Linked DNA regions of Homo sapiens: region 1 is linked to region 2. The links are chromatin contacts, found by Hi-C in ENCODE. All regions are on one chromosome and are shown on one strand. Each heading gives the region's core, a stretch centred on a gene start or an enhancer-like site at or near the end of the contact. The rest is flanking DNA. Distances are from core to core; before and after follow the strand shown.

Region 1 (5,849 bases), core at 3,185-5,684, 850 kb before region 2:
CTGGGGACAGGACTGGTCAGGGCTAGCCCTGGGGGAGCTAAGGGCAGGCCGGGGTGGGGGCGCCTCACCAGAGCCACGAACACCAGGGGTCCTTCTGGCAGGGCCCGGGGTGGCAGCACCAGCAGCAGCAGCAGCAGGAGAGGTCCAGCAGGGTGGCCCCAAAACCCCAGGCCGGCCATTTCCACCCAGCCCAGACGCTGAGCTCAGCCCACTGTCTGGGCCGCAGCCCCGCCTGTCCCAGCCCTGCACTCAGCACCCCCATTATAGCAGGCCCTGGCACGCTCCCCCAGGGGCCACAGATCCCATTCCCCAGCGCCTCTGCCAGCCTTGGATTAACCCGTTTCATCTTCGTTTCATCTTCATCGCTGCCCCAGGAGACACTGATGTGCTTACCACCATCCCCATTGTACCGATGGGGAAACTGAGGCACAGAAGGGTTCCCTAACTGGCCTGAGAAAACACAGATTTCTCAGACAAAGCTGCGATTTGAACACAGGTGCCTTTAACCTGGTTGCAGACTTGGACAGAGACCCCCACCCCACATTGTTCGTCTCAGCAACAGTCTTGACCCCCTGAGTTGCAGAGGCTGACGATAGTAACTATGTGCTTGATTTTCTGTACTCTGATGCTTTGACATCAGGGGCCTTGCTGATCGTAGAAGGACCACCCCTCCCAGGGTTACCAGTTCCTGGAGATAGTCAGGGACTGGCCCAAGCGCATGCCTCTCCTGTACAAACCAGCCAACCCACCACCCAGGCCACCATCCACCTGCCCTGATCACCCGGGGCAGGGTATCGGACAACTCAGGACAGCCCCTGTGCCCCAGAGCCTGCTGAAATGGCGCAACCAGCCACTCTTTACCCTACCTTATCCCACAGAAAACACAAGGAAGCCGCTTGCTCGTGGTCTACCTCCTGGGCACCATTGGTGCGTCCCCATGTGGCCCCTGTGGCATGCCCCCTCCTCTGGGGAAGCTGTGAGTATAACAAGTCATCTTCCTTTCTTTCTTTTTTCTTTTCTTTCCTTTTTTTTTTTTTTTTTGAGATGTAGTCTTACTCTGTTTCCCAGGCTGGAGTGCAGTGACACAGTCTCAGCTTGCTGCAACCTCCACCTCCCAGGTTCAAGCGATCCTCCTGCCTCAGCCCCCCTAGTAGCTGGGATTACAGACACACGCGACCATGCCCGGCTAATTTTTGTATATATATATATATGGCCAGGCTGGTCTTCAACTCCTGACCTCAGGTGATCCACTCGCCTCGGCTTCCCAAAATGCTGGGATTACAGGCATGAGCCACCATGCCCAGCCAACAAGTCATCTTTCAATGGCAATCGTCTGCTGCTCAGGCGGCCTCACCATCCCACAATGCTAATAAAATCTACACTTCGCAGCACCACCTGGGGCTGGCTGGCTCTCCTGCCTCACTGCGCACAGTCAGCCTCCAGTCCTGTCCTAGGTTTTTGTTGTTTTTTGAGACAGGGTTTTGCTGTGTTGCCCAGACTGCTCTTAAACTCCTGGGCTCAAGCAATCCTCCCACCTTGGCCTCCCAAAGTGCTGGGATTACAGGTGTGAGCCCCTGCACCAGATACAAAAGTTTTGTGAATCTCTGTCTCTCCTCGTACTTGAAATAGGGTAGAGGCCCCTGGAATAAAGAAGTAGAAGGGCTGGAGGCTTAAGCCAGACCAGGAGCTGGCAGCTCACACCTGTAATCCCAGCACTTTGGGAGGCCAAGGTGGGAGGGTTGCTTGAGGCCAGGAGTTCAAGACCAGCCTGGCCAATATGGTGAGACCCACCCCCCGCACCCGACTCCATCTCTATAAAAGATAAACAAAAATTAGCCAGGCACGGTATGGTGGCATCTGCCTGTAGTCCCAGCTACTCAAGAGACTGAGATGGGAGGATCACGTGAGTCCAGGAATTTGAGGCTTCAGTGAGCTGTAATTGTGCCTTTGCACTACAGCCTGGACAACAAACCAAGAGCCTGTCTCTAAAAAAAACAGAAAAGAGAAAAAAATCCTGAAGCAAAATTAAGAAACTAGAAACCACGTTCTAGCCCCTGGAGATGTCAGCACTTTCCTATCTACTGATGTATTGGCTGCTGTGACAAGTTACCACTCAGTGGCTTAAAATGACACACATTTATTCCCTTACAGTTCTGGAGGTTGGAAGTCTAAAATCAATATAACTGGGCCAGGCATGGTGGCTGACACCTGTAATCCTGTCATTTTGGGAGGCCAAGGTGGGCAGATCACTTGAATCCAGGAGTTTGAGACCAGCTTGGGCAACATGGTGAAACCCCATCTCTACTAAAAATACCAAAAAACTGGCCAGGTGTAGTGGCATATGCCTGTAGTCCCAGCCACTCATCGCTTGAGCCTGAAGTCGAGGCTGCAGTGAGCCCTGATTCTGTCACTCCACTCCATCCTGGACGACAGAGTGAAACCTGATGTTTAAATGCAGTTTTTCATGTATGTACTTCTTACCAAAATGAGATCATACAGAACCTGCAATTTTGTAACCTGCGTCTTTCAGTTAACCTCCTCTTCTCCTTGGCAGTAGTGCTTTCGTCTTGTCTGATACCCATTCCCTATTCAAATGTCCCTCCGTTTCTCCCCAAAGAGACTTTGTCTTGTTTTGTTTTTTGAGACAGGATCTCACTCTGTCACACAGGCTGGTGTGCTGTGGTACGATCTCGGCTCACTGCAACCTCTGCCTCCTGGGTTCTGATGATTCTCGTGCCTGAGCCTCCTGAGTAGCTGGGACTATAGGTGCACACCACTGCACCTGGCTAATTTTTGTATTTTTAGTAGAGACAGGGTTTCACCATGTTGGCCAGGCTGGTCTCAAACTCCTGACCTCAGGTGATCCGCCCACCTCGGCCTCCACCCACAAAGAGCCTTTATAACTTGTTTTGTCCAAGCCAAAACCCGGTCCAGGATCACCCCTCAAAGCTGGTCTTGTGTCTCTTAACGGATTTTTTTCAAATATAGCAAGGCTACTTGCTTTTGTTTTGCACTGTGGCATGGATTTGTTGGAGAGACGGTGCCGTTTGCTCTGCAGAATGTGTTGCCTTCTGGAATGTTCTGGGTAGTGCCGTGAGGTACCGTGTTTACAATCAATTCTTGTTATTCATAGTAGCGATGTTGTATAACTGTGACCACTGAATCAGCAAATAAGGACCCATTGCTTCATTAATAAAAGTATATATTTTTCTATTTATTTTCTATTTATTTATTTATTTTTATTTATTATTATTATTTTGAGATGGAGTCTCGCTCTGTTGCCCAGGCTAGAGTGCAGTGGCACAATCTCGGCTCAATTTAACCTCCTCCGCCTGGGGTTCAAGTGTTGCTGGTGCCTCAGCCTCCCAAATAGCTGGGACTACAGGCGTGCACCACCATGCCCGGCTAATTTTTTTGTTTTTTTGTTTTTTAGTAGAGATGGAGTTTCGCCATGTTGGCCAGGCTGGTCTCAAACTCCTGACCTCAGGTGATCCTCCCGCCCCGGCCTCCCAAAGTGTTGGGAAAACAGGTGTGAGCCACCGGCACCTGGCCTATATTTATATATATTTAAAGAGATGGGGTCTTACAATGTTGCCCAGGCTGGCCTTGAACTCCTGGGCTCAAGCAATTCTACTGTCTCACTTAACCAAAGTGTTGGGATTACAAGCATGAGCCACTGCACCCAACCCTATATATATGTGTTTGTGTGTGTGTGTGTGTGTGTGTGTGTGTGTGTGTGTGTATACATATACACACACACACATATATTTCCCCAATAAGTGTTCACAGTTGTACAACATAACTACCAAAAATAGCGAGACTATATCTGCCACAAATAACGCAAATAGCTACCTGAGTAGCAGATTGTATAGTCCCCATTTTTGTGGTAGCGATAGATAGGTAAATAGGTATCTCACAAATGTATCATATGTATTTTATTTTATTTTTTCTTAGTTGTTAGTTGTGGAGACAGGATCTCACTCTTGCCCAGGCTGGAGTGCAGTGGCGTGATCTTGGCTCATGGCAGCCTCAACCCCCTGGGCTCAAGTGATCCTCCCATCTGGAGGAGGAAATTTTGCCTGGGCCTCCCTTACTGTTCTCCTGGCCTGCAGGCTCCTGTTTTGAGATATTTCTATACCCAGAACTGACCTGGTCCCTCCCCTGCTCTCAACCCTCTCATGGCTCCCCAGCACCCTCCGGGGCAAAACCCAAACACCTCAGTATGGTGTTCAGGGTTGAGACTCTCCAATCTCACACGTCCCGATGTCACATTCAGACACCACATGTGGCGGGCCACACCAGGGTCTGTATCTGCCCTATGCCCCTGCCTGTCCCCTCTACCAGAATGCCCTTTCCCCGTTGCCATGGCCACCATTCTGGTCTCTCCGACAACCCCCTCTCGGAGTTCCAGTGGCTTCTCCCCCCTCTGGCTCAGAGGCCCAGGAAAGAGAGAGAAGACCAACCAAGGGGTGGCTGGAGTCCCAAGGCCATGAACTTTCAGGAAGTGAGGAGGGGTCTGGCAGGGAAGGGAGGCCTGGGGCTGGGCAGAGGGCAGGGAGGGGAAGGGTCCTGACCTCTGATCTCCCCCCCAGAATGTGACCCTGGCCATGGCCTTGTTCACCATCCTGACCTCCATCTATTTCTTCAACAAGGTGAGCGGGAGAAGAGCGGAGGTGGGGGCTGAGTCTCTGTCTCCCTGGTCCAGTTCTGTCATCTTGGTCTCTCTTTCTCTCCCACATCTCTGTATATGTCCCTGTTTTCCTCTCTCAGGCTCAGCAGTGAGAAGACACAGGACCTCCCCGCACAAGAGCCCTGCCTCTCCCTCTGCCATCGCTCTGAGGCCAGATAAATGTAACTGAATCCGCACATCCTGCTCCGCCGACCCACTGCCCTTGCGCCCGGCCTCGGGCCTACACCACACCTGGGGCTCTGTGTTTCAGAAGGGAGTGGGGTGGGGGTCCGGACTCCAGGGTCTGAGGTAGGAGAGTGGTGAGGACCCACCCTCGCAGGTTTGAGGCTAGGAGCTGGGAATCTGCGCTGGGTTTTCAGGGATGAGTAGGAGTCTGTGGGGAAATTCCAAGAAGAGGAAGAACATTTCAACCTGGTGTAAGGGCACAGAGGGAAGAACAAGCAGGGCACATTGAGCACCCGGCACCAACACAGGCTGCTGTGTACTTCGGATTTGTTATTTCCCTTGATCCCGTGATTTCTTCTCCATCAGACAAAGGCGAAAATCTTTGTCCAATGGGCCCCAAAAAACCACAGCCAGGGCAGCCAGAGATCCAAAATGTGAATGCACTTTGTCAGCTGCAGTGGGTCTGTAGTTATCGTCATCATCTTCATCACTGTCATACTGTATCAACACATCTTCCTCTTTTTTCTTTTCTTTTTGAGATGAGATCTCACTCTATTGCCCAGGCTAGAGTGCAGTGGTATGATCATAGCTCACTGCAACCCTGAACTCCCAGGCTCAAGCAGTCCTCCTGCCTCAGCCTCCTGAGTAGCTGGGACTGTAGGTGTTCACCACCATGCCCAGCTAACTTTTTAATTTTTTTTAGAGACAGGGTCTCACTATGTCACCCAAGCTGGTCTCTAACTCCTGGCCTCAAGCAATCCTCCTACCTCAGCCTCCCAAAGTGTTGGAATTACAGGTGTGAGCCACTGTGCTCAGCCTCTTTTCTTAACAAACTCCTATTTAACCTTCAACACCCACCAGCAATGTCCCTTCCTATAAAAATGTGCAGACCCGCCCCCACAGGCAGTTCGCTAGCAGCCCCCTTGCTTAGCGCCCTTCCCCCACCCCCTGCCTCTACCTCCAGCATCCTCAGGTCAATGCCCTGGGGGACACT
Region 2 (5,422 bases), core at 24-2,523:
CCTTCACTTGCTTTCACTTTACTCTGCTGGCTCACTCTTGAATTCTTTTCTGCACGAAGCCAACAACTCATGTGGCCTCCCAGGCTGAATCCCAATTTGGGGGTTCACCCTGTGACATTACAGTGACTTATTTATTTAATCTAGCTATTCTCCTGACCCAGGCAGAAACAGAGTTTCATTCGAGTCCCAGCACTGATGCCAACAGGGGGCCAATGTCCTCTGCGGGAGGATTTCACTCGGGGCTTGAGCAGCTATCCCAAGGGAGCTGGCTCCACTTCCACCCCAAGCAAGCAAGCACAAGGCCGAGGGAAGGCCATCTGGGCTGGGAGTCAGACCACTGGACTCAACTTGGAGATCTTCCTGCAGAAAAAAAAAAAAAAAATGTGGGCTTGGTGATTCACTACCCTGTTCTTGTCCTTGGTTTTCTCTTCTGTAAAATAAGAAATTTTTTTTGAGACAGGGTCTCACTCTGTCACCCAGGCTGGAGTGCAGTGGTGTGATCTCATCTCACTGCAACCTCCGCCTCCCGGGTTCAAGCGATTCTCCTGCCTCAGCCTCCTGAATAGCTGGGATTACAGGCGCATGCCACCACGCCTGGCTAATTTTTGTATTTTTAGTAGAGACGGGGTTTCACCATGTTGGCCAGGCTGGTCTCGAACTCCTGACCTTAGGTGATCCGCCCGCCTCGGCCTCCCGAAGTGCTGGGATTACAGGTGTGAGTGACTGCGCCCAGCCTAAAATGGGAATTTTTAACAACGGGTTCGACAAACATGCACCATCCCTTCTGAGCGCTTTGCATGTATTAACTTACGCAATGCCCGGAACCCTATGAAGTGGCTGCTGTTATCACTGCCATTTTATAGTGGAGGGAACCAAGGCACAGCGAGGCCAAGCACTATTCCCAAGGTCACACAGCCAGCAGGTGGCCGGGCGGGGCTCTATCCCGTGCTGTCAGGCACCAGAGAGACTCGGCTCTTCGGCCCCAGGCCGGAGCCTCCCTGCACTGACGGGATCGCGAATGGGGTTTGTGTGTGTCCTCCCCACTGGGATGCGAGCTCCGGGGGCGGGGACCCCTTCTGGCGCGGGAGGCATTTAATGAGCTCTCTGGAGAAAGAGAGTCTTAGGAGAGCCAATTCCCTTCTTAGCCGCCTAAAACCCCCTGCAGGGGTCTGCTTTGTGAACTGTATTCGAAGTCAGGGCTTCTAGTCCCCGTAAACCGACCAGAAGGAAATCACCGGCTTGGACGGTCTGAGTCTGGGATGGAGCAAAACCCACTCCCGGCGGGGTACGCGCGCCACCTGGCGGCAGACTCCTGCTAAGACAAACTCCGCCCAGAGGCCAGAAATGATTGGTTTTGGAAGCGTGGGGTCTGCAAACCGGCTATTGTCTGAAAATCAGTATGTCAAGCTGGGGGGAGCCTACCAGTGGCTTTCAAACTTTTCTGACCATGACTCACAGTAAGAAATCATTTCGCGCCCGGCGCGGTGGGTCACACCTATAGTCCCAGCAGTTTGGAAGGCTGAGGTGGGCGGATCACGTGAGGTCAGGAGTCGAGACCAGCCTGGCCAACATGGTGAAACCCCGTCTCTACTAAAAATACAAAAATTATCTGGACTTGGTGGTGTGCACCTGTGGTCCCAGCTACTCAGGAGGCTGAGGCCGGAGAATCGCTTGAACTCGGGAGACAGAGGTTGCAGTGAGCCAAGATCGCGCCACTACACTCCAGCCTGGGCCACAGAGTAAGACTCTGTCTGAAAAAAAAAAAAACAGACTTATACTCATTTCCCCACTTCATGGAATTGCAAGCATTCAATGAATACAAATACAAAACACATCAGAAGGCAGAAGTGGGAAGTAACTGCTTAACGGGGATGAGGTTTTCTTTTGGAGTGATAGAAGTGATTAGGAAAGAGAGGCAGTAGTTGCACAGAACCGCGAATGTACTAAATGCCACTGTTCTATGAAATGTTCCCTGTAAAATGGTTTTCTATTATATGAATTTCACCTCAATTAAAAAAATCATACTTGGTGAGGAGACTTTATTTAGAGACTCAGTCTGGCTATGTCACCCAGACGCAATCATGGCTCACTGCAGCCTTGAGGAAAGAAACTTTATTTGAAAGGATTTTTTTAAGGTGGGAAAGGGACTATTGCTATAAAGGTGAGGACATTGCAATAGGGAGAAGCAAAAGATTTGCAAGTGAGACAAGAATTGGGCAGGTTTTTTTCCTTTTTTTTTTTTTTTGAGACAGAATCTCACTCTGTCGCCAGGCTGCAGTGCAGTGGTGCAATCTCAGCTCACTGTCGTGCCATCATGCACGGCTAATTTGTAATTTTTTTGTAGAGATGGGGTCTTGCTATGTTGCCCAGGCTGCTCTGGAATTCCAGAACTCAAGGGATCCTCCTCAGCCTCCCAAAGTGCTGGCACCACAGGCGCAGGCCATGTGCACAGCCAAAGACTTTTTCTTTTATGGGGAGGAGTAAACAAGGTTAGAAAGAACCAGCTGTGGGAAAATAAGATGCAAGGGCTATTGTACAGGACAATCGACCAGGGAATGTTTTATTCTTCTCAGGAGAGGTGCTTAAGGAGGGGCTGTATTCTGGCTGAGGCTGTGGATGGACTGAAATTCAGAGGCCTGGCAGTGAGGAGAGTAAGTTAGGTTAAACAAGCATTTTGTTTCAATTGATCACTGGGGACAAAACAGTTCAGTTAATCATGTACGAGACAACGAAATGGGAATTTGGAGGGTCTATGTCTGCCCTTGTCTTAGACAAGGGGTTCATCCTCAAGTCTTATCTAAGTCATATACGGAAGGGTGGTTCTTCTCAGTAAGCCATCTCCTGGAATGCAAAAAAGCGGGAGGATTTCTTTTTTGTTGTTAGTTTTTTTTAACTTTTTGTAGAGACAGGGTCGTGCTATGTTGCCCAGGTTGTTCTCAAGCTCCTGGGCTCAAACGATCCTCCCACTTTGGCCTCCCAAAGTGTAGGGATTACAGGGGTCAGCCACTACACCTGGGCCGGAAAAGTGGGGGGATTTCTTCACTGTCGCTGTTGTCCACACACGCAAGGCTCCGGTAAAATTCCGCACTGTTGCAAAGAAAGATGCTTTGCTGCTGGGTGGAGAACTTTTTTTTTCTTTTTTCTTTTATTTATGTATTTATTTATTATTATTTTTTGAGACAGTCTTGCTCTGTTGCCCAGGCTGGAGTGCAGTGGCACGATCTCGGCTCAATGCAACCTCTGCCTCCTGAGTTCAAGCAATTCTCCTGCCTCAGCCTCCTGAGTAGCTGGGACCACAAGTGTGCACCACCATGCCCAGCTAATTTTTGTATTTTTCATAGAGACGGGGTTTCACCATGTTGGCCAGGATGGTCTCCATTGCTTGACCTCGTGATCCACCCACCTCAGCCTCCCAAAGTGCTGGGATTACAGGCATGAGCCACTGTGCCCAGTCTTTTTTTTTTTTTTTTTAACAGGTTCTTGCTTTGTCACCCAGGCTGGAGTGCAATGGCACAAACATGGCTCACTGCAGCCTCAACCTTTGGGTTCAAGCAATCCCCCCGCCTCAGCCTCCTGAGTACCTGGAACTACAGACTACAGGTTCATGCCACCACGCCCAGCTAATTTTCTTTCTTTTCTTTTTCTTTTCTTTTTTTTTTTTTTTTGAGACAGAGCCTTGCTCTGTTGCCCAGGCTGGAGTGTAATGGTGTGATCTCAGCTCACTGCAACCTCTGCCTCCTGGGTTCAAGCCATTCTCCTGCCTCAGCCTCCCAGGTAGCTGGGACTACAGGCATGCGCCACCATGCCTGGCTAATTTTTTTTGTATTTTTAGTAGATGAGGTTTCACCATGCTGGCCAGGCTGGTCTTGAACTCCTGACCTCAAATGATTCGCCCGCCTCGGCCTCCCAAAGTGCTGGGATTACAGACGTTGAGCCAAGGCGCCCGGCCCCACCTAATTTTTTTTTTGTAGAGACAGCATCTTGCTATGTTGCCAAGGCTGGTCCCCAACTTCTGGCCTCAAGCGATCCTCCTGCCTCAGCCTCCCAAGTATGTAGGACTACAGGTGCACACCACCTCACCCACTAATTTTTTTTCTTTTTTTTTTTTTGAGATGGAGTTCCACTCTTGTTGCTGAGGCTGGAATGCAATGGTGCGATCTCAGCTCACTGCAACCTCCGCCTCCCAGGTTTAGGGGATTCTCCTGCCTGAGCCTCCCAAGTAGCTGGGATTACAGGCGCCCACCACCATGCCTGGCTAATTTTGTATTTTTAGTAGAAACAGGGTTTCACCATGTTAGTCAGGCTGGTCTCGAACTCCTGACCTCAGGTGATCCACCCACCTTGGCCTCCCAAAGTGCTGGGATTACAAGCGTAAGCCACAGCACCCAGCCATTTTCTTAAAAATTATTTTTTGTAGAGATGAGGTCTCATTATGTTATCCAGGCTGATTTCCACCTTCTGGGCTCAAGCAATTCACCTGGCAAAGCCTCCCAAAGTGCTGGGATTGCAGGCGTGAGCCACTGCACCCACCCTGTTATCTTTATTACTGTCTTTTTCTTTTTTTTTTGAGATGGAGTATTGCTCTGTCGCCCAGGCTGGAGTGCAGTGGCGCAATCTAGGCTCACTGCAAGCTCTGCCTCCTAGGTTGAAGTGATTCTCCTGCCTCAGCCTCCCGAGTAGCTGGGACCACAGGCGCCCGCCACCACACCCGGCTAATTTTTCATATTTTTAGTAAAGACAGGGTTTCACCGTGTTAGCCAGGATGGTCTCAATCTCCTGACCTCGTGATCTGCCCACCTCAGCCTCCCAAAGTGCTGGGATTACAGGCGTGAGTCACCACGCCCGGCCCTCCCCACCTCCCCCCCCCTTTTTTTTTTTTTTTTTTTTTGAGATAGCGTTTCAATCTTGTTTCCCAGACTGGAGTGCAATAGAACAATCTTGGCTCACTGCAACCTCCGTCTCCTTGGCTCAAGCGAGTCTCCTGCCTCAGCCTCCCAAGTTGCCGGGATTACAGGCACACGCCACCACACCCAGCTAATTTTGTATTTTCAGTAGAGATGGGGTTTCACCTTGTTGGTCAGGCTGGTCCTGAACTCCTGACCTCAGGTGATCTGCCCGCCTCAGCCTCTCAAAGTGCTGAGATTACAAGGCCGCCTCTCCCCAGCTGCTTCTCTCAAAGACAAGATGCACAAGCCAGAGGAAATGTTTCGTTTTATTTTTGCTCATAACCTCCCAAAAAAATCAGTACCCCGCCATCCCTCACCCAGACACAGCCCCTCTCCAACACCTTCACGAAACACTGATTTTTTTTCTTAGAGCTAAAATGAACACCCAGTCACCAACTACAGCCCTGCCCTGCCCCTCCTCCCACTGGCCTGCTCATCTTCCCGCACTGCAAACCTGGCCGCCTTTAGCCTCCCTC

The links. A loop is a pair of places that touch in the nucleus more often than their neighbours do. Pooled maps may share reads with other maps.
Region 1: a loop to region 2 is called in a map of B cell, with 24 times the contacts of the local background. The contact joins the promoter of SMIM47 here to the enhancer-like site in region 2. A Hi-C loop is called at or near these places in 2 of 168 maps with a recorded cell type or tissue (B cell and naive thymus-derived CD4-positive, alpha-beta T cell) and 5 of 50 pooled maps.

The regions. Positions count from the first base shown.
Region 1 is chr19:50,784,745-50,790,593 of GRCh38, reverse strand. It overlaps SMIM47 (small integral membrane protein 47), which reads left to right and starts at 4,434. Exons shown (of 3, transcript NM_001384597.1): 1 at 4,434-4,504; 2 at 4,593-4,652; 3 at 4,771-4,866. The coding sequence starts at 4,490. The coding sequence ends at 4,782. LOC105372439 (a long non-coding RNA gene) reads left to right here. Exons shown (of 4, transcript XR_936026.3): 3 at 879-976; 4 at 2,152-3,213. It overlaps ACP4 (acid phosphatase 4), which reads right to left and starts at 179. Exons shown (of 11, transcript NM_033068.3): 1 at 69-179. The coding sequence starts at 179.
Region 2 is chr19:49,933,707-49,939,128 of GRCh38, reverse strand. ATF5 (activating transcription factor 5) reads right to left here. Exons shown (of 3, transcript NM_001193646.2): 3 at 5,194-5,422. Among named protein-coding and RNA genes, the nearest start is that of MIR4751, 3.4 kb to the right of the region's middle. Within about 2 kb of position 1,273, at least 4 of the 41 ENCODE cell types and tissues checked have a DNase peak (open chromatin) inside an H3K27ac peak, as active enhancers do.